Regions from separate parts of the Homo sapiens genome. Here region 2 is linked to region 1. Evidence: read pairs that join two places in POLR2A ChIA-PET (ENCODE). Cell type or tissue: HepG2. All regions are shown on one strand. Links, peaks and the distances in the headings refer to the core of each region. The heading gives the core; the rest is flanking DNA.

Region 1 (9,778 bases), core at 4,355-6,854:
GGCGCCGGAAAGAGACTAGGACGGGAAGCCTAGCCCTAGCCAAGGAAGTAACTTGGGGATGCGTGGTCATTGCTGTCCTGATTCCCGGCTTAGGGGTCTTGTCCGTGCCACCGCAGGTCCTCCCGGGGTCCCCGAGCTCTGGGCAGGCAGGGCTTTCTGAAGCGCCTGGGGAGGCTGCGTCCTTCCCGACCTCAGGCAGCTGCTGTGGCCTCGGCCTCCCTCCCAGACCCTGGCCTCGCCCAGGCACCAGGCTCCCCTTGGAGGCAGCCTCAGGGAAGGTCCTGGCCATGGGCTCCGACAAGAAGGGAGGAGGGCAGGTGGGAGCGGCGGGGTCTTCGGGGCCCCTTGTCCCTTGCCCGATGCCGCCGGGCCGTGCTGGCCAGTGGGGCTGTGCTGGACGGAGCAAGGGGCCTGGGGCTTCCTGGGCCTCACTGAACGCGCCTGCTCCCTGCTCGTGCCCAGGGCATTCTGTGGCCTCCCCTGACCACCTCAGCCCCCAGCCTGTTCAGGGCTTCCTACGAGGCACCTGGGAGCACAGGATTGCATCCCACAAGAAAGTGAGGTGAGATGAAGGGGCTCTCCGGGGACTCTCACTTCCCAGGGAAACTTAGAAATTCAGGGTGAGATTAACAGCAAGAGGGAAACACTCGCATTGCTGATGAAGTTCCGGCGTGGAATCCTCTTACGACTCTCCGAGGGGTGGCAGCCCCGGTCACTCCAAGGAGACCGAGGTGCCCTGCCCTGGGTCACGCAGCTAGAGATAGCAGGGCTGCGCCCCTCGCCCGGAGCCGCCCCTCCCAAGGGGCTTCTCCTTGTACAGCTCACTGTACAGCTGTACCGGGCTTTTATGACTTTCGGTAAAACTGTCATCCTCAAGACGGCAAGATGGGATCATATCCCTGGCTTCACTTGGAAGTTCTTTCTAAAGTTCTAAAAACTTGCTAGGCCTGTTTTGGGGGATACAAGAGTCCCCATTAGGGGGAGAGGGGGACTGTCACGTTGAATTCTGCCTGTTCTTAAAGTTTTCTGGAAGCTGAAATGATGTTCACACAAATGTCAGAAAAGAATCATCCTGCCCCCAGTGTGGTTTTCCCCTGTGGGTAGGAAGAGTGTGCAAAGTGTGATAAACCCTTATCTGGGGAGACCTTCCCTTCACAAGAGCCTGCTGGGGTGTCCTGCAAGATGTGGAAATGGGTGAAGCCATGTCATCTCCACTCCCTCCAGCCCCCAGCAAACGATGAGAAAAGAGCCCAGCTTCTTCCAAAGAAACAGCACTTTACACAGGGTCTTCATGGCCATTTATTGCTTCAACGGATATATACTAAGCACCTACTGTATACCAAGCTTTGTTCTAGGTACTGGAAACACCATGATAAATAAAAGGTGGAGTTCATGCTCTCAGAGAGCTTACATTCCTGTAGGGAGAGGCAGGAACTAAATGAAAATATAGCAGGCGGTAAGTACAACTGAGAGAGGTGAGAGGTTAGGGAATGCCTCTTGGAGGAGGTGACATTTAAGCTGGTGACATCAAACCAGAATGACAAGGAGTCACCTTCCAGGCAGAGGAATGGGAAGGGCAAAGGCCCTGAGGCAGCAACAGACTTGATGATTTTGAGGAATAGGAAGGAGCCCGGCGTGGCTGAAGGAGAGCTATTTGAGGTGAGGTGGGTAGGGGGCCGACTGGGTGGACTCCTTAGCCATGATCAGGACTTGGAGTTTTATTCAAACTGCAATGGTATTGACTGAATACCATGGATCTGGAAACAAACAAACAAACAAACAAAACACACACACACACACACACACACACACAAAAACAGACAAAAAAACCCTGCAATAGCAAGCCATTGGAGAGTTTTAATCAGAGAGGAGATGGGATCTGATTATTTATTTATTTATTTATGACTGAGTCTCTGTCACCCAGGCTGGAGTGCAGTGGTGTGATATTTGCTCACTGCAACCTCTGCCTCCCTGGTTCAAGCAATTCTCTTGCCTCAGCCTCCTGAGTAGCTGGGATTACAGGCGGCCACTATGCCTGGCTAATTTTTGTGTTTCTAGTAGAGATGGGGTTTTGCCATGTTGGGCAGGCTGGTCTTCAACTCCTGGGCTCAAGCAATCCACCTACCTCGGCCTCCCAAAGTGCTGGGTTTATAGGGATGAGCCACTGTGCGATTTATGTTATTACAAGAGCACTGGCTGCTGGGTGGAGTGGATTGTAGGGAGCAAGGGCAGACACAGAAGCCACTTAGGAGGCATTCACTGATAGACAAGAACTGGAAAGAAGAATAGATGACTCCTAAGTTTGTGGCCTGAGCCACTGAGGGGACCAGCGGTGCCATTTGCTAGGAGCTGGATTAGACAATGGAATGGCCATCAGGAGCTGTATGTAGACCATGCTAAGCTGAGACGCCTGCCAGGCATCCCTGGAGGGCTGTGGGTAGGCAGGCTATGGGTAAATGAGCTATCGCCTCATTTACTCATCGAAGAAACAACTTTGTGAAGTTGGCAGGGATGTTGCATTTGACAGATGAGGAAAACAGGCTTAGAGAGATGATGTGATTTATTCAAGGTCACATAGAGGGGTAGGTGACAAAGGCAGGCTCAAGCCCAGGTCTCCTGACCTGCAGCTTACACGGCCGTGCTGACTCAGTAAATGATGGCGGCTTCAGCAGGAAGCCCAGGGTAAGATGTCCAGAAGAACTTCCCCCCTGGAAATGTTTAGAGGTCAGGGTTTAGGATCTTTTTTCTCTTCGTCTCACTTCCTCTTAGGATGACATGGGGGCAAAATGGGGCTGAGAGGTTGCTGGAAAAGCCCTGAAGACATCACAGAGACTCAGGATGTTTACTGAAGTCATGGGGTGTGGGGACCTGTTTTGTGTCTGTTGGGAGAAGGGCTTAGTTCCTGTGTCTCCTCCAGGACAGCAGAGCCGGTCGCCTCTCATTCTGTACAAAGGTGTGCTATGGCATTGGTGGGGTCCCCAACCAGATAGCCTCCAGCGCCACAGCCTTTTACCTGCAGCTTTTCCTGCTTGATATAGCACAGGTAAGTGTGGGCAGTAGCCCAGTCTCTGCTGGCATCTTCCTTGGGGTCTGGTCCTTCCACCCCCACCTCTGCTTCTGCTCCCACTATCCTTGTAGACAGCACTTCTGACACGAGCTCAACAAAAAGCCAGAAGCCAATGAGGGCAAGGTACTCAAGAATGTTTACTGCAGCCTGTTTGTAGTGGGAAAATGAGAAACAATGTAGATCCCCGACAATATAGAAGCAGTTGGCTAAGTAAGCTGTATCATAGCCACATAATAGACCAAGCCTGTCCAACCCGCGGCGGGACGGCTTTGAATGCGGCCCCACACAAATTTGTAAACTTTCTTAAAACAGTATGAATTTTTTTGTTTTTTTTTTTTTTTAGCTCATTAGCTATCATTAGTGTTAGTGTATTTTATGTGTTTATATGTGGCCCAAGACGATTCTTTTTTTTTTTTTTTTTTTGAGACAGAGTCTCACTCTGTTGCCCAGGCTGGAGTGCAGTGGTGTGATCTTGGGGCTCACTGCAACCTCTGCCTCCCAGGTTCAAGCGATTCTCATGCCTCAGCCTCCCGAGTAGCTGGGATCACAGGTGCACACCACCACACTCGGCTAATTTGTTGTTTGTTTTTTTTTTTGAGATGGAGTCTCGCTCTGTCACCCAGGCTGGAGTGCAATGGCATGATCTCGGCTCACTGCAACCTCTGCCTCCCGGGTTTAGCAATTCTCCTGCCTCAGCCTCCAGAGTAGCTGGGATTACAGGTGTGTGCCATCATGCCTGGCTAATTTTTTGTATTTTTAGTAGAGACAACAGTTTCACCATGCTGGCCAGGCTGGTCTTGAACTCCTGACCTCGTGATCCACCCACCTCAGCCTCCCAAAGTGCTGGGATTATAGACGTGGACCACCGCGCCCAGTCTACAGCTAATTTTTGTGTTTTTAGTAGAGACGGGGTTTCGCCATGTTGGCCAGGCTGGTCTCGAACTCCTGATCTCAGGTGTTCCATCCACCACAGCTTCCCAAAGTGCTGGGATTACAGGCGTGAGCCACCGTGCCTGGCCAAGACAATTCTTCTTCTTCCAGTGTGGCCCACAGAAGTCAACAGACTACACTAACATCACTATCAAATAGACTATCATGCAGCCATTCAAAATAATGATCTATACCAGTTGACTTAGAGTGATTTCCATGATGCTCTGGTGAAAAAGAAAAGTTAGTTTTAGAGAAGAGTATATAAAATGATCCCATTTTAACAAAACAAAGACAGGCTCCATATGTGTGTGTGTGGATGGATATGTATATATACATATGTATCTGTCCATGTTTAAAATGTGAGCATGGAGAAAATTCTAGAAGGATATACACCAACTCGTTAATGTTGGCTACCGGAGGGAATGATGGAGAATGGAGGGTAAGTAAAACCAAATTTTTAAAATGAGGTATCCAGCCGAGCATGGTGGCTCACAGCTGTAATCCCAGCACTTTGCGAGGCCGAGGAGGGAGGATCACTTGAGGTCAGGAGTTCAAGACCAGCTTGACCAATATGGTGAACCCCATTTCTACTAAATATACAAAAATTAGCCAGGCGTGGTGGCACACGCCTGTAGTCACAGCTACTCAGGAAGCTGAGGCAGGATAATTGCTTGAACCCAGGAGGTGGAGGTTGCAGTGAGCTAAGATTGCACCACCACATTCCAGCCTGGGCGACAGAGCAAGACTCCCTCTCAAAAACAAAACAAAAACCAACAACAAAAAAATGAGGTATCCAGCCGGGTATGGTGGCTCACACACCCAGCACTTTGGGAGGTCAAGGCGGGAGGACCGTCTAAGCTCAGGTGTTCAAGACCAGCCTGGGCAACATGGCAAAACTCCACCTCCACAAAAAAAAAAAAAATTTAAAAATACAAAAATTAGCTCGGTGTAGAGGAACGTGCCTGTGGTCTCAGCTACTTGGGAGGCTGAGGTGGGAGAATCACCTGAGCCCAAGAGGCAGTGGTTGCAGTGAGCCGAGATGGTGCCACTGCACTCCAGCCTGGGCAACAGAGCGAGGCCCTGTCTCAATTAAAAAATAAAATAAAATAATAAAATGAGGTATCCACGAATGTTTAAGATGACAGTCTGATATGATCCCATTTATATAAACTGATCAATCTCAAGCACACATGAAGAAGCCTATGAAAGGCTGATCATCCAAACGATTCTGGCAGTTGTCTTGGGATGCTGCGATTTCAGATGAGCTTTGCTTAGTATTTTCCTGCATAGTTTGAGTGTTTTTCTAATAAGTGTATTATTTACATAGTCAGAAAAAACAATGCATCCTTTCCATTGTGAAACACAGTGTCCACCTCTGTCAGCCCAGAGGCACCCTCCTTGCTCTGAGCCAGAATGTTTTTCTAATGAGTGTATTATTTACATAGTCAGAAAAACCAGTGAATCCTTTCCATTGTGAAACACAGTGTCCACCTCTGTCAGCCCAGAGGCACCCTCCTTGCTCTGAGCCAGCCCCAGATGAGGGCCCTGGAGTCCTCTCCGCAGTGGCTGACATGAGTACTAATGGGAGTGTGCAGGGCGGCAGCACTCAGCTCCCTCCCCTGGACTCAGCCCCGGGATCAGCATCCTGGGGAAGGCTGAGGAGCCCTTGACACTGTGGCTCTGCCCTCCGGTCCCGGTTCCCAGGCCTCCCTCTTGATGGCAAGCAGGCCTGGATGGGCTCTCTGCTGCTGCTGGGCCTCAGCTCTCTATCCCCTCCCCTGTCTGTTTCAGATCCCTGCCGCCCAGGTGTCACTTGTTCTGTTTGGGGGAAAAGTGTCTGGGGCGGCTGCTGACCCTGTGGCTGGGTTCTTCATCAACAGGAGCCAGAGGACAGGGTCTGGACGGCTCATGCCTTGGTGAGCAACCGCTCAGTCCTTAGGATCCAGGCACCTGGTCCTGGCCCTGAGGTCACTGTTTGTCACAGCCCTATTTCCTAGCAGAAACCCACTGGGTGGTTAGGAGACAAGACTGGATAATATCGCAGGTGCACTGGGGACTGACTGTGAGTGATAAGGAGTTCAGAGACATTCTTGGGGACTCTCCCTCCCCAGATGGCACGGGGCTGGATGAAGCCTCCAAGACTCCCAGGCCTGGCCTGGGGCACTGAGTGTGGGAAGGCTGGGCTGAAGGCCATGCGAGGCCTCACGGAGGAAGTACAGCTCAGTGTCCCAATGTCCACACAGGGAAGGGCACCAGCAGCGCTGAGAGTGCAGCTGGAGCTCCCACGAGGAGTGGCCGCCCATTCCCCACTGCCTCCATGACCCATCGGCCACTTCTCCCCTGCTCCTGGCTCCCACCCAGGGCGCCCCAGCCTAGGGATTCTCAAGGGGCAGAGAAGGGGTGGGGTTCCTCCAGGCTGGGCCCTTTGTGTTCCCCTGTCTGGGTCGGGGGGCCGCTCCACCTCGGCTGTGCTTCCGCAGGGTGCTGGGCTGCACCCCCTTCATCGCCCTGGCCTACTTCTTCCTGTGGTTCCTGCCCCCCTTCACCAGCCTGCGAGGCCTCTGGTACACGACTTTCTACTGCCTGTTCCAGGCCCTGGCCACGGTAAGCAGGGCCCCTTCCTGGGCCTGTGCTCTGGCGAAGCCCATTGCTGGCCATGGCCACTCTGAAGTGTGCTGTGGGGGCAGGGCTGCCGCCCTCCCCACCCGCCTGTGCCTGGACCATGCCATTGGCACTCGCCAGCCTTGCGCGGGACTGGCTGCCCCCTCCTGCCTTTGGGACCCTAGCTCCGACTTCAGGTGGCCAGCTGGGATATGTCACGTTGGCCTGTGGGTGTCGGGATGTGACACCCAGGATGGGGGAGGTCGCCCGCTGTCACCAGGCAAAGCTGGGGGCGGTTCTAAGCTCTGCCGACGCCCCAGTTCTTCCAGGTGCCCTACACAGCGCTCACCATGCTGCTGACTCCCTGCCCAAGGGAGCGGGACTCGGCCACCGCCTACCGTGAGTGCAGCCGTGGGTTTCGGGTTCCAGGGAGGCAACTGCCCCTGGGACCCCACTCCCTCTCAGTCACCTTAAGTGGCACTCTGTCTCCAGGGATGACTGTGGAGATGGCGGGAACACTGATGGGGGCCACTGTCCACGGGCTCATCGTGTCCGGCGCCCACAGACCCCACAGGTGCGAGGCCACTGCGACCCCGGGGCCAGTCACTGTCTCCCCGAATGCAGTAAGTGCACTGGGTGGCAAGGCCCCCCAACCTGGGGTCCCCTCTGCAGGGTCACCTCCTTCCTCTAGGGCTGGTTCTCCCGTCCACACCACTTTGTTGTCTTTTAGGGGGCTCACTGTGCCCCCTCATTCCTTCCCTGCTCCTCCAGTTGAGCAGATGGCCCCCAAATCTAACGTCCTCTGCTAAACCTGCCTCCTTCTGGGTTCCTTCTAGACATAAAATAGAATAGACACTGGGCCAGCCACCTGGAGCAGAGGAGGCCAGCCCCAGAGGAGGGGCGAGGGTGGGGAAAGCCGCAGGACAGGCTAGGGGAGGGGGCAGCAGAGGGGTCTGCTGTCCTCGCAGAGCCCTGGGTAAAGCCCTTCCTATGACCCATGCCCCCTCCCCCAGCCCTGACCAGGTGAGCCCCCAACCCGCAGCATGAAATGGTGAAATGAGAGGGGGAAGCCCCCTTCCTTCCCTTTCACGGCGGGTCCCTTCAGCACTGGGCGGACACACCTCTATTTTATCCACCACATTTACCTTCTCTTTTTCCATGTCCCCCTTTCCTTAAGTAAATGACATTACCATCCTCCAGCACTGTCCTCTTCTTCTCCTCCCCTCTCTCAACTCTCCAACCTATGACCGAATCCTGCCCATTTTTTAGGCCAAAAGTCTTCTGGGATGCATCCAGCCACCCTGCACCCCACTGCCATGCCCCGGCCCGTGCCACTACCTCCCTCTCCACCCCACAACTGCTGCCTCCGCCTCTTACACGGCATCCCATCCTTGCCTTCTGCCACCTCCCTGTGCGGTCAGGTGCCCTTTGAAAGGAGTTTGAGCAATGTTCATCCTCATTGCCTCCTGTTCTGCCCACGATCCCCTCCCCCAAGATACTCTTTGTGGGGAAGAGGGGCTGGGGCAATGCAGGCTGGGTGACCGACTACCCCAGTCCCAGGGAAGGTGGGGCCCTGCCTCTAGGATGCTGCAGCAGAGTGAGCAAGGGGGCCCGAATCGACCATAATGGGTGTAGGGGCCACCTCCTCCCCCTGTTCTGTTGGGGAGGGGTAGCCATGATTTATCCCAGCCTGGGGCTCCCCCTCTGGTTTCCTATTTGCAGTTACTTGAATTAAAAAAAATCCTTTTCTGGAAAAAAAAAAAAAAAAGGAGTTTGAGCATGGGTGGCCCTCGCCTTCAGGACTGGGCATGGGCTGCCCTCCGCAGCCTTCATGTAGGCCTCTCCTCTGTGTGCTCTGAAACCTGCTGTGTTGGCCTTTTGTGCTTTTTTTTTTTTTTTTTTTGAGACGGAATCTCGATCTGTTGCCCAGGCTGGAGTGCAGGGGCGCAATCTCGGCTCACTGCAACCTCCGTCTCCCGGATTCAGGCCATTCTCCTGCCTCAGCCTCCTGAGTAGCTGGGATTACAGGCATGCGCCACCACGCCTGGCTAATTTTTGTATTTTTAGTAGAGATGGGGTTTTGCCATGTTGGCCAGGCTGGTCTCAAATTCCTGACCTCAGGTAATCCGCCCGCCTCAGCCTCCCAAAGTGCTGGGATTACAGGCGTGAGCCACCGCGCTCGACCTGTGCTTGTTTTTAAGTTAATATTTCAGATTTACACAAAGGCAGAGAGGCACAGATCTTAGTGTGGTCCCTGGACCAGCAGCATCAGCAACACCTGGAACCTTGTTAGAAAGGTAGATCCTCAGGCCCTACCTCAGTCCTCTGATTCACTAATTCTAGGGACCGGGCCCAGCAATCTCTATGTTAACAAGCCCTCCCGGGGATTCTGCCCCCACCAATGTCTCAGCATCAATAGTATGAGAAGAATACCAGTAATATCTGTGGCCCACCACCCATTCAAGAAAATGTTACAGCCAGGTGCGGTGGCTCACGCCTGTAATCCCAGCACTTTGAGGGGCCGAGGTGGGTGGATCATTTGAGGTCAGGAGTTCAAGACCAGCCTGGCCAACATGGTGAAACCCCATCATTACTAAAAATACAAAAATTAGCCGGGCATGGTGGCAGGCACCTGTAATCCCAGCTACTTGGGAGGCTGAGGCAGGAGAATCACTTGAACCCAGGAGGCAGAGGTTGCAGTGAGCAGGGATCACGCCATTGCACTCCAGCCTGGGCAATCACCTTGCCTATGTACTCTGCAAAATGAAAATGAAGGGCCTTGGAAAGTCAATCTCCCCTTTCCCAATGCACCTACTGCCCCAGCCAGGGGATTGCAGCCTCCAGCACTGGCACCCTCTAGGTGTCCACTAAGCACCTGGATTGGGATAGGTGAGAGGCCCCCACCCTCCGAATCCACACGCTGCTGCTGGCCAAGGGCCAGAAGGCTGTATCCTAGACTGACTCTCCCTGCACTCACATCTGCGCCCCCATTCAGGCCTCCCATGCCTCTCTCCAATGCCAATGCCATCTCCTCAGGTGGAGCAGAGCTACCTGGCCCTGTTCTGTACACATGCCTCCCAGCTACACGACCACGTCCAGGACCTGGTGCTAGCTGTCCTGGTGAGGGGGCCTGGGGTGGTGGAGGCTAGGTCACTTGGGGCCCTGAGCTGGGGACATGTG
Region 2 (9,778 bases), core at 4,227-6,726, 76 kb before region 1:
AAGAGCAAACTAAACCCAAGCTACCAGAAGGAAATAAAGAATAGAGTGGAGATAAATATAGTATAGAAAAACAAGGCTGGGTGTGGTAGCTCATGCCTGTAATCCCAGCACTTTGGGAGCCCAAGGTGGGCAGATCACCTGAGGTCAAGAGTTCAAGACCAGCCTGGCCAACGTGGTAAAACCCCGTCTCTACTAAAAGTACAAAAAATTAGCTGGGTGTGGCGGTGCATACCTGTAATCCCAGCTACTCAGGAGGCTGAGGCAGGAGAATCACTTGAACCTGGGAGGCAGAGGTTGCAGTGAGCCGAGATCGCACCACTGCACTCCAGCCCAAGCAACAAAGCAAGACCCTGTCTCAAAAAAACAAGCAAAAAAATGGAGCAAACACCTAAATGTCAGAGCTAAAGCTATAAAATGCTTAGAAAAAAACAGAGAAATCTTCATGACATTGTATTTGGCAATAGTTTCTTGGATATGACACCAAAAGTACAGGCAAAACAAGAATAAATTAATTTGACTGAAATTTTAAACTTCTGTATCAAAGGATACTAACCCCAAAGTGAAAAGACAATTCACAGAATCAGAGGAAAGATTTGCAAATCACATATCTGATAAGGGATTACTATCCATAATATGTATTTTTTAAAACGCAAAAACTCCTGTAACTCAACAACAACAACAACAAAAAAAACCTATTTGAAAATTCGCAAGGAGTTAAATAGGCGTTTCTCCAAAAAAAATATACGAATAGCCAATAGGCGCATGAAAAGATATTCAGCATCACTAGTCATCAGAGAAATGCAAATCAAAACCATAGTGAGATACACTTCATACTCATTAGGGCGGGATAGTTATAAACACACATACACATACACACACAGAGAAAATAACAAGTGTTGGGAAGATGTAGAGAAATTAGAACACTAGTACATCGCTGGTAGGAATGTAAGATGGTGCTGCTATTTGGAAAACAATATGACTGGTCCTTGAAAAGTTAAACACAGAAATACCCTATTCCACTTCTAGGTATATACTCAAAAAAATTGAAAACGCCAGGCACGGTGGCCCACACCTGTAATCCCAGCACTTTGGGAAGCCGAGGTGGGTGGATCACCAGAGGTCAGGAGTTCAAGACCAGCCTGGTCAACATGGCGAAACCCCATCTCTACTAAAAATACAAAAATTAGCTGGGCATGGTTGGGGGGCACCTTTAATCCCAGCCAGTCAGAAAAGCTGAGGTGAGAGAATCCCTTGAACCTGGGAGGGGGAGGTTGCAGTGAGTCAAGATTGCACCAATGCACTCCAGCCTGGGTGACAGAGGGAGGCTGTCTCAAAAATAAATAAATTAAATTAATAAATAAATATTCTTGCCACAATAAAACAAAAATTTTAAAAAATTGAAAGTAAGGAGTCAATCAAATACTTGTATACCAAAGTCCATACCAGCATTATTCAAGATAGCAGAAAGGTGGAAGCAACCCAAATGGCCGTCAACATATGAATGGATAAGCAAAATGTAATATATACATACAATGGAATCTTATTCAACCATAAACGGGAATGATATACTGACACATGCTATAACATGAATGAACTTGAAAATAATTATGCTAAGTGAAATAAGCCGGACAAAAAAGAACAAATATTGTAGGAGTCCACGTATATGAGGTATCTAGAATGGGCAAATTCATAGAGACAGAAAGTAGAATAGGCTGTGCGTGGTGGCTCAGACCTGTAATCATAGCACTTTGGGAGGCCAAGGTGGGAGGATTGTTTTGAGTCCAGGAGTTTGAGACTAGCCTGGGCAACCTGGTGAAAATCCTACCTCAAAAAAAAAAAGAGAGAAAGAAAGTAGAATAGAGATTACTATGGGCTGTGGGGATGGAGAGAGACTCTGTCTCAAAGAAAAAGAAAAACATACACCTAACATCATACTCAATGGTGAGAGAGACTGAAAGCTTTTTGTCTAAAATTAGGAACAAGACAAAGAAGCCCACTCTCATCATTTTTTGAGACAGAGTCTTGCTCTGTCACCCAGGCTGGAGTGCAGTGGCGTGATCTCGGCTCACTGCAACTTCTGCCTCCTGGGTTCAAGCAATTCTCCTGCCTCAGCCTCCCGAGTAGCTGGGATTACAGGTGCCTGCCACCACGCCTGGCTAATTTTTGTATTTTTAGTACAGACGGGGTTTCACCATGTTGCCCAGGCTCGTCTCGAACTCCTGGCCTCAAGTGATTCACCTGCCTAAGCCTCCCAAAGGGCTGGGATTAAAGGCATGAGCCACCGTGCCCGGCCTCATCATTTCTTTTCTGTTTTTCTTAAGTCTAGTAATAGAGTCTCGCTATGTTGCCCCAGGTTGGTCTCAAATTCCTGGGCTCAAGCAATTCTCCTGCCTCAGCCTCCGAAAGTGCTGAGATTACAGGTGTAAGCCACCACACCCAGCCTCTTCATTTCTATTCAACATTGTACTGGAAGTTCTAGCTAGAGCAGTTAGACAATAAAAAGAAATAAAAGGCATCCACATTAGAAAGAAATAAATAAAACTATGGCCAAGTGTGGTATCTCATACCTGTAATCCCAGTGCTTTGGGAGGCCCAAGCAGGAGGATAGTTTGAGGCCAGGGGTTCGAGACCAGCCTGGGCAACACAGTGAAACTCCATCTCTACAAAAAAAATTTTTTTTTAATTGGTCGGGCATGGTGGCACACGTCTGTGGTCCTAGCTACTCAGGACACTGTGGTGGAAGGATTACTTGATCCCAGGAGTTCGATATCAACCTGGGCAATGTACGGAGACCCCATCTCTAGCAAATGATTAGAGCTAATAAGTGAATTCAGCAAAGTTGTTAGATACAAGATCAACACACAAAATCAGTGGTATTTCCAAATACTGGCAATAAAAAATCTAAAAAGGAAATAAATCAACTCCTTTTACAATAGCATCAAAAAGAATAAAATACTTTGAAATATATTTAACCAAAGAGGTACGAGACTTGTACGTGGAAAACTATAAAACACTGCTGAAAGAAATGAAAGAAGGTCTAAGTATGGTCATGTAGTGCTTAACCATGGGGGCACCTTCTGAGAAATGTGTCGTGTAAGTGAATTCGTCGTTGTGTGAACATCACAGAGTATACTTACACAAACCTGGATGGTATAGTGTACTACACATCTAGGCAATATGGCATAGCCTTGCTCCCGGGCTACAAACCTGGACAGCATGTTACTGTATTGAATACTGTAGACAATTGTAACATGATGGTATTTGTGTATCTAAACATAGAAAAGATACAGTAAAAATATGGCCTTATAATCTTATGTGACCACCATCACATATGCTGTAAGTCATGGACCGAAAGGTTGTTATGTGGCGCACGACTATAAATGCAAAAATATTCATGCTTAAGGATTTGAAGACTTTATATATAAAGTGAGTCATCGCACCAGTATTGTTAAGATATCAATACTCCGGCTGGGTGTGTTGGCTCACACCTGTAATACCGGCACTTTGGGAGGCCGAGGCGGGTGGATCATCTAAGGTCGGGAGTTCAAGACCAGCCTGACCAACATGGTGAAACCCTGTCTCTACTAAAAATACAAAAATTAGCTGGGCATGGTGGTGCATGCCTATAATCCCAGCTACTTGGGAGGCTGAGGCAGGAGAATCACTAGAACCTGGGAGGCGGAGGTTATAGTGAGCCGAGATCATGCCATTGCACTCCAGCCTGGGCAACAAGAGCAAAACTCCATCTCAAAAAAAAAATTGAAGGTATCAATACTCCTCAAATTGATCTACCAATTCAAAGCAATCCCTGTCAAAATCCCAGTGGCCCCCCCCTCCCTTTTTTTTTTTTTTTAACAGCAATGGAAAAGCTGAGCTAAAATTCATACAGAACTGCAAGCGACAAAACAATCTTGAAAAAGAGGAGCAAAGTTGGAGGACTCAAACTTCCTGATTTCTATACAGCTACTATACAGCTGTATACAGCTACTATACAGCTACAGTAATCAAAATAGTATGGTACTAGCATAAAGATAAGATACATAATCAATGGAATAGAATTGAGAGTACAGAAATAAATTTATACATCCATGGTCAATTGATTTTTGACAAGGGAAGAATCCTCTCTTCATTAAATGGTGCTGGGACCAAAAAATCGGAAGAGCTCTCACAGAATGGTCAAAGAAAAGTCTCTTTGCCTAATGGGATCAATTTAACTCCTTATTGTGCTTCAACAGACACGGTCTCATGAGCAGTGAGATTTGAACTCACCACAGGCTCCCAAAATCACTGAACAGGAGATGAGGGAGGTGGTGGTGGGGGGAACGGCATGGGCCTGTAGGTGAGGATCAATCTCAATCTGAGTCCCCGCACTAAAGACTTACAAATAAATCCCGATTTAGGCAAACCGAGACTTTATTCGGAAAGGATTATTGCAACAGGGGGGAAAAGGACTATTGCAATAAGGGTGGAGAACTATTGCAATAGGAAGAAGGACTGTTGCAATTGGGAGAATGCTGGACTATAAAATAAAAAACAAATCTGGATATACGTAAGGAGAGAGTTCAGTGGAAGAGATCCAAGAAAAGGGAAAGAAACTATTGCAACTGAGAGTGGGGATTGGGGGAGGCTACAGCAACCGGGAGAACTCTCCAACCATGAGATCTGCAGCGATCTCCTGGGTCAGGCAGAAAAGGGCTTTCCTTTTACAGAGATGAGTGAACAGGGCTAGAAAGACCCGGGTGTGGGGAAGTGGGGAGAAGACTGGAGGTGGCAGCGATGAGACTATACAGAGACTGTTTCCCTGGGGTCCGTCTATTTTCAGGCGGTGGATGAGGAGGGCTGCTCGCTGGCTGCGGCTGAGGCTCGGTCACCGTGTAGAGAGGCCCAGGGAGAGCTGCTTCACTCAAGTCCTGTCAAGTCAAGGCAGCCGGGATTTGTCCACATCGTGAGTACAGGCAGGTCAGCTAACTATTTGCGAGGCGAAGAACTGGAATTTAGAGGGTCTGGGCCTGACCTTGTCACAGCTAACGACGGGGGCATCCTTGAGTCCTGACAAAGTCACATGCGGAAGGGCGGTTGCGTGTAGTAAGTCCTTTTAGGAACACAAAGGGGCCGGGCGCGGTGGCTCACGCCTGTAATCCCAGCACATTGGGAGACCAAGGCGGGCGGATCACCTGAGGTCAGGAGTTCAAGACCAGCCTGGCCAACATGGTGAAACCCCGTCTCTACTAAAAATACAAAAATTAGCCGGGCGTGCTGGCAGGCGCCTGTAATCCCAGCTACTCCGGAGGCTGAGGCAGGAGAATCGCTCGAATCCGGGAGGCGGAGGTTGCGGTGAGCCAAGATCGCGCCATTGTATTCCAACCTGGGGGACAAGAGCGAGATTTAGTCTCAAAAAAAAAAAAAAAAAAAGGTGGGTGGGGGTTTCTTCAACTTCGTTGTCCACAGGGCTCAGGTCAAGTTCAACATTGTCAGAATGCAGGGATGTCTCTCCATGGTTTCTGAGGCTGAGGAGGTACCCAGGTAAGCACACTCTGGGTTCTCTGGTGAGCACACACCGAGCTGCCTGCATCTCCCCTACCCATGAAGGCAGCTAGCCGCCGGGCCAGTGGTGGGAAGGGGAGGCGGCCATTAGCGCCGTTCCCGCCGGGACTTGAAGCGCCCGGCCGCGGCAAGCCCCGCCCTCGGCGCGCCCCCGCGTCCGCGCGCGCTCCTCGGGTCTGCGCGGAGCCGGCGTCGGCGCGCGCTTGGGCGCCTGGCGAAGACCGAGAGAGGCTGGCGGGATCTCAGCGGCGCGGCCGCGGAACCTGAGGCGGTCTGGGGCGGCGGCGCTCCGGCTCTGAAGGGCTCCAGCCAAACGGAGCCCGCGGCCAAACGGTGCCTGCGGTGCCTGAGCTGAGTGAGGCCGAGGCCGGGAGGCCGTGCCCGGAGGTGAGCGTCCCGGGGCCGCGCCGCGTCCGGCGGGGTGAGGGCGGGGCGGGGCGGTCGCCTGCCGGCTGGGGCCGAGGGGTCGCGGCCTGTGGCTTGGCCGCCGCGGATCGTCGGTGTCGGGGGGAGTCTCGCTCCGGAGGGCCGCGTGTTTGCGACTCGGGAAGGGGCGCCGGCGGCGGAGCCCGAGCCAGGGTCCCGCCCAGCCCAGGTGAGCGGCGACCCCGAGCCCCTGACTCGCCTGCGGCTTGACTTGCGAGCTAGCTGAAGGCACAGCTCCTGGTTCTCTCGCAGGGCGTTCCGAAACTTACAGTTATGCGCAACACAATGTTTCTATTTTCAAAGGCGAACGCTGCACGATCGCAGTCCAGTGATACAAAGTATGCCTATTAGTGACTTCACCCGACTCCCACCACTCACTTTCTCTGATGTTTTGAAGGCCTGGTGTTCGCTGATTTCACGTTTCCTTAATTTCTTCTTTGTGCCTTTTTTTTTTCCTTTTCGCTGCCAGTAATAAAAGAGTTTATTACTTGTCAGCAATGATGAATGTTCGTGTGGCATCCAGCGTTGAGTTCCTATGTACGTAATTTGAGATAAGTAAAGATAGGAAACTGCTGATTTGTTTTGATGCGAATGCAGAAAATAATGTGGTAGTATGAAGTCTGGCCGGTTGCAGTTTGTTTTTAGGGGGGAAACTTTAAAAGTTCATGTTGTGTCTTCTTTCTAAATATGCTGAAAGTCGGATTTATTTAAAAGGCAATTAAATTCAGTGAATACAGAGTATCTTTTTATAACACTAATGTTAGTGCTAGGCACTGGCGGAGTCCAAAAATGTGTAAAAAATGTGTGCAGGAGGGAGTGGTTAAGCACACTAATGATATGAGGCTGACTGCAGTCCAGTGTTAATGGAAGCTCACACTTACTGAGCAGTTGTTTTCAGCTGGGCACTGTGGAGGGTACTTTACTTGCATTTTAATTTAATAATGTATAATAATTAGCATACACTTGATTTAATTTTTTTCATTCAAAAAAATTTTAGTACCTACTGTGTACTGAATGCTAAGGATACAATAGTGACAATTACAGACTCTGCCTTTAGACTCTACAGTGTCATTGGGCAAAACAGATATTAAGCAAATAATCAGGGCCCGGAGCGATGGCTCACGCCTGTAATCCCAGCACTTTGAAAGGCTGAGGTGGGCAGATCACCTGAGGTCAGCAGTTCTAGACCAGCCTGGCTAACATGGTGAAACCCCGTCTCTCTCTACTAAAAATACAGAAATTAGCTGGGCGTGATGGGGGGCGTCTGTAATCCCAGCTACTCAGAAAAACTGAGGCAGGAGAATAGCTTGAGCCGGCGAGAGGTAGAGGTTGCAGTGAGCCAAGATGGTGCCACTGCACTCCAGCCTGGGTGACAGAGCGGGACTCCATCTCAAAAAGTAAAATAAAATAAATAATCACACAAATAAATGCCAATAAGCAAAGACAGAGGCTAAAATAAAGAATGTAAGTTGTTTGTGAGAGAAGGTAACAGGGGGACTTATCCAAGCTGGGAAAGTTTTCCTAGGAAAGTAATCTTTGAGCTTAGATATTAGGGATAAATAGGAATTAGGGGAAGATGACTCCCAAAGGAGAGAAGAAAGGCTCAGGCAAAGGAAATAGATGGCGCGGAGGCTAGGGAAGATGGTCATTTCAGGAACTTCAGCAGTTGTTGTGTGGAAAGCAAAAGGGTGCTGTGATAAAGTAGGTTAGGGCCAAAGAGATGATGCAGGGCTTTTTTTTTTTTTTTTTTTTTTGTTACAGAGTCTCGCTCTGTCACCCAGGCTGGAGTGCAGCGGCACGATCTTGGCTCACTGCAATCTCTTCCGGATTCAAGCGATTCTCCTGCCTCAGCCTCCCGAGTAGCTGGGACTATAATGCGCGCCACCATGCCCGGCTAATTTTTGTATTTTTAGTAGAGATGGAGTTTCACTGTGTTGGTCAGACTGGTCTCAAAATCCTGACCTCTGGTGATCCACCCACCTCGGCCTCCCAGAGTGCTGGGATTACAGACGTGAGCCACCGTGCCCGGCTGATGCAGGGCCTTTTAAGCAATGTTAAGGATTTGGGACCAGCTTTTTCTGTTTCTTTTTCTTTTTTAAACTTTTATAGAAAACTTTTCAAACCACTCAAATGTAGGGAGAGAACAGTACAATGAACTCTCCCGTAATATTACCCAAATGACTTGGATGTTATTTTAACAGTAATAGGAAGTCGTTTAAAGGTTTACCTCCGTCAGAAAAAAAAAAAGTTTAAAGCAAGGTAAGTCTTACTACAAACAACTTTTTTTTTTTTTTGAGACGGAGTCTCGCACAGGCAGGAGTGCTGTGGTGCAATCTCCGCTCACTGCAACCTCTGCCTCCCGGGTTCAAACGATTCTCCTGCCTCAGCCTCCCGAGTAGCTGGGATTACAGGCATGCGCCACCATGCCTGGCTAGTTTTTTGTATTTTTGGTAGAGACGGGGTTTCACTGTGTTGGCCAGGCTGGTCTCGAACTCCAGACCTTCTGATCTGCCCACTTCAGCCTCCCAAAGTGCTGGAATTACAGGCGTGAGCCACCGTGCCTGGCCAACTTTTTATTTCAAAAAGTCGTCCTGACTGCTGTGTAGAAACTGGATTGGATGGGGACAAGAATGGAAATGAGGAGACCACCTAGAGTTGATGGTGGTTGGGACTAGAATTGTGGCAATGAAGGCATTGAAAATTTAAGAGTACCTAACTGATCTCTTCTCATGTTAATAATTTTATATTCACACCTATTGGAGGAATCATGGAAGGTTTTCTAAAGGAGATTGTATGTATGTATGTTTTTATTTATTTGAGATAGAGTTTTGTTCTTGCCACCCAGGTTGGAGTGCAATGACCCAATCTTGGCTCATGGCAACTTCTGCCTCCTGGGTTCAAGCAATTCTCCTGCCTCAGCCTCCCAAGTAGTTGGGATTACAGGTATGCACCACCACACCCAGCTAATTTTGTATTTTTAGTAGAGAGAGACAGGGTTTCACCATGTCGGTCAGGCTGGTCTCGAACTCCTGACCTCAGGTAATCTGCCCGTCTTGGCCTCCCAAAGTGCTGGGATTACAGGCTTAAACCACCGTGCCCAGCTAAAGGAGATTATATTTAAAATGAGCTTTGCATTTCCGTCCAGACCAGAACCCAAGATGGCTGCACTCTTGCTGAGACATGTTGGAGTGGTCATTGCCTCCGAGCGCACTTTAGCCCTCAGCTTTGTATCAGAAATGCTGTTCCTTTGGGAATCATGGCCAAAGAAGAGATGGAATGGTTCTGGAATAAGAACACAGGTTCAAACCGTCCCGTATCTCCCCACGTCACTATCTAGAGTTGGTGTCTTCCTATGTCGATGTCCATCTGCCACCATGGCTCTGGTATTGCTTTGAGCACAGGGGTCTCTTTTTGGCATGTCAGCCCTGTTACTCCCAGGAAAGTTTAAGTCTTACTTGGAACTCATTGGTCCCTGTGTCTGGGGCCAGCACTGATGGACACAACTAAGTTTGCACTCGTCTTCCCTCTCATGTATCATACCTGGAATGGGATCCAACACTTGATGTGGGACCTAGGAAAAGGCCTGAAGATTCCCCAGCTATACCAGTCTGGAGTGGTTGTCCTGGTTCTTACTGTGTTATTTGTAGGGCTGGCAGCTGTGTGAAGAACTGAGGTGACCAGCATCATCTTCCTACACATTATTGTATTCACCCATCTTTCAGTTTGTCAGTCTTATCTCCACCCTGGGAAAAGTTCTCCTTATTTGTTTAGATTCTTTTGCGCTTTCAGATCCCCTTGGAACAGTACA

What was found. Peaks named below come from ENCODE experiments on the same cell type or tissue, not always from the same donor. Only the 100,000 strongest peaks of a DNase experiment are listed, where the experiment ranks them.
Region 2: POLR2A ChIA-PET joins it to region 1 with 13 read pairs; 6 of 35 experiments call an interaction of 5 or more read pairs at or near these places.

What each region holds. Positions count from the first base shown.
Region 1 is chr2:24,010,368-24,020,145 of GRCh38, forward strand. It overlaps MFSD2B (MFSD2 lysolipid transporter B, sphingolipid), which reads left to right. Exons shown (of 14, transcript NM_001346880.2): 2 at 2,918-3,043; 3 at 5,789-5,913; 4 at 6,478-6,601; 5 at 6,919-6,997; 6 at 7,091-7,221. Among named protein-coding and RNA genes, the nearest start is that of MFSD2B, 5.2 kb to the left of the region's middle. RefSeq lists enhancers at 5,704-6,259, 6,260-6,815. In HepG2, for the core only: no CTCF peak of the experiment used is centred there; a DNase peak (open chromatin) is centred at 5,474; H3K4me3 peaks cover 550 bases.
Region 2 is chr2:23,934,718-23,944,495 of GRCh38, forward strand. UBXN2A (UBX domain protein 2A) reads left to right here and starts at 5,746. Exons shown (of 7, transcript NM_181713.4): 1 at 5,746-5,931. It also overlaps the pseudogene SDHCP3. RefSeq lists silencers at 5,556-5,751, 5,613-5,712, 5,773-6,252 and an enhancer at 6,383-6,492. In HepG2, for the core only: no CTCF peak of the experiment used is centred there; DNase peaks (open chromatin) are centred at 4,864, 5,674 and 6,264; H3K4me3 peaks cover 2,280 bases; H3K27me3 peaks cover 331 bases.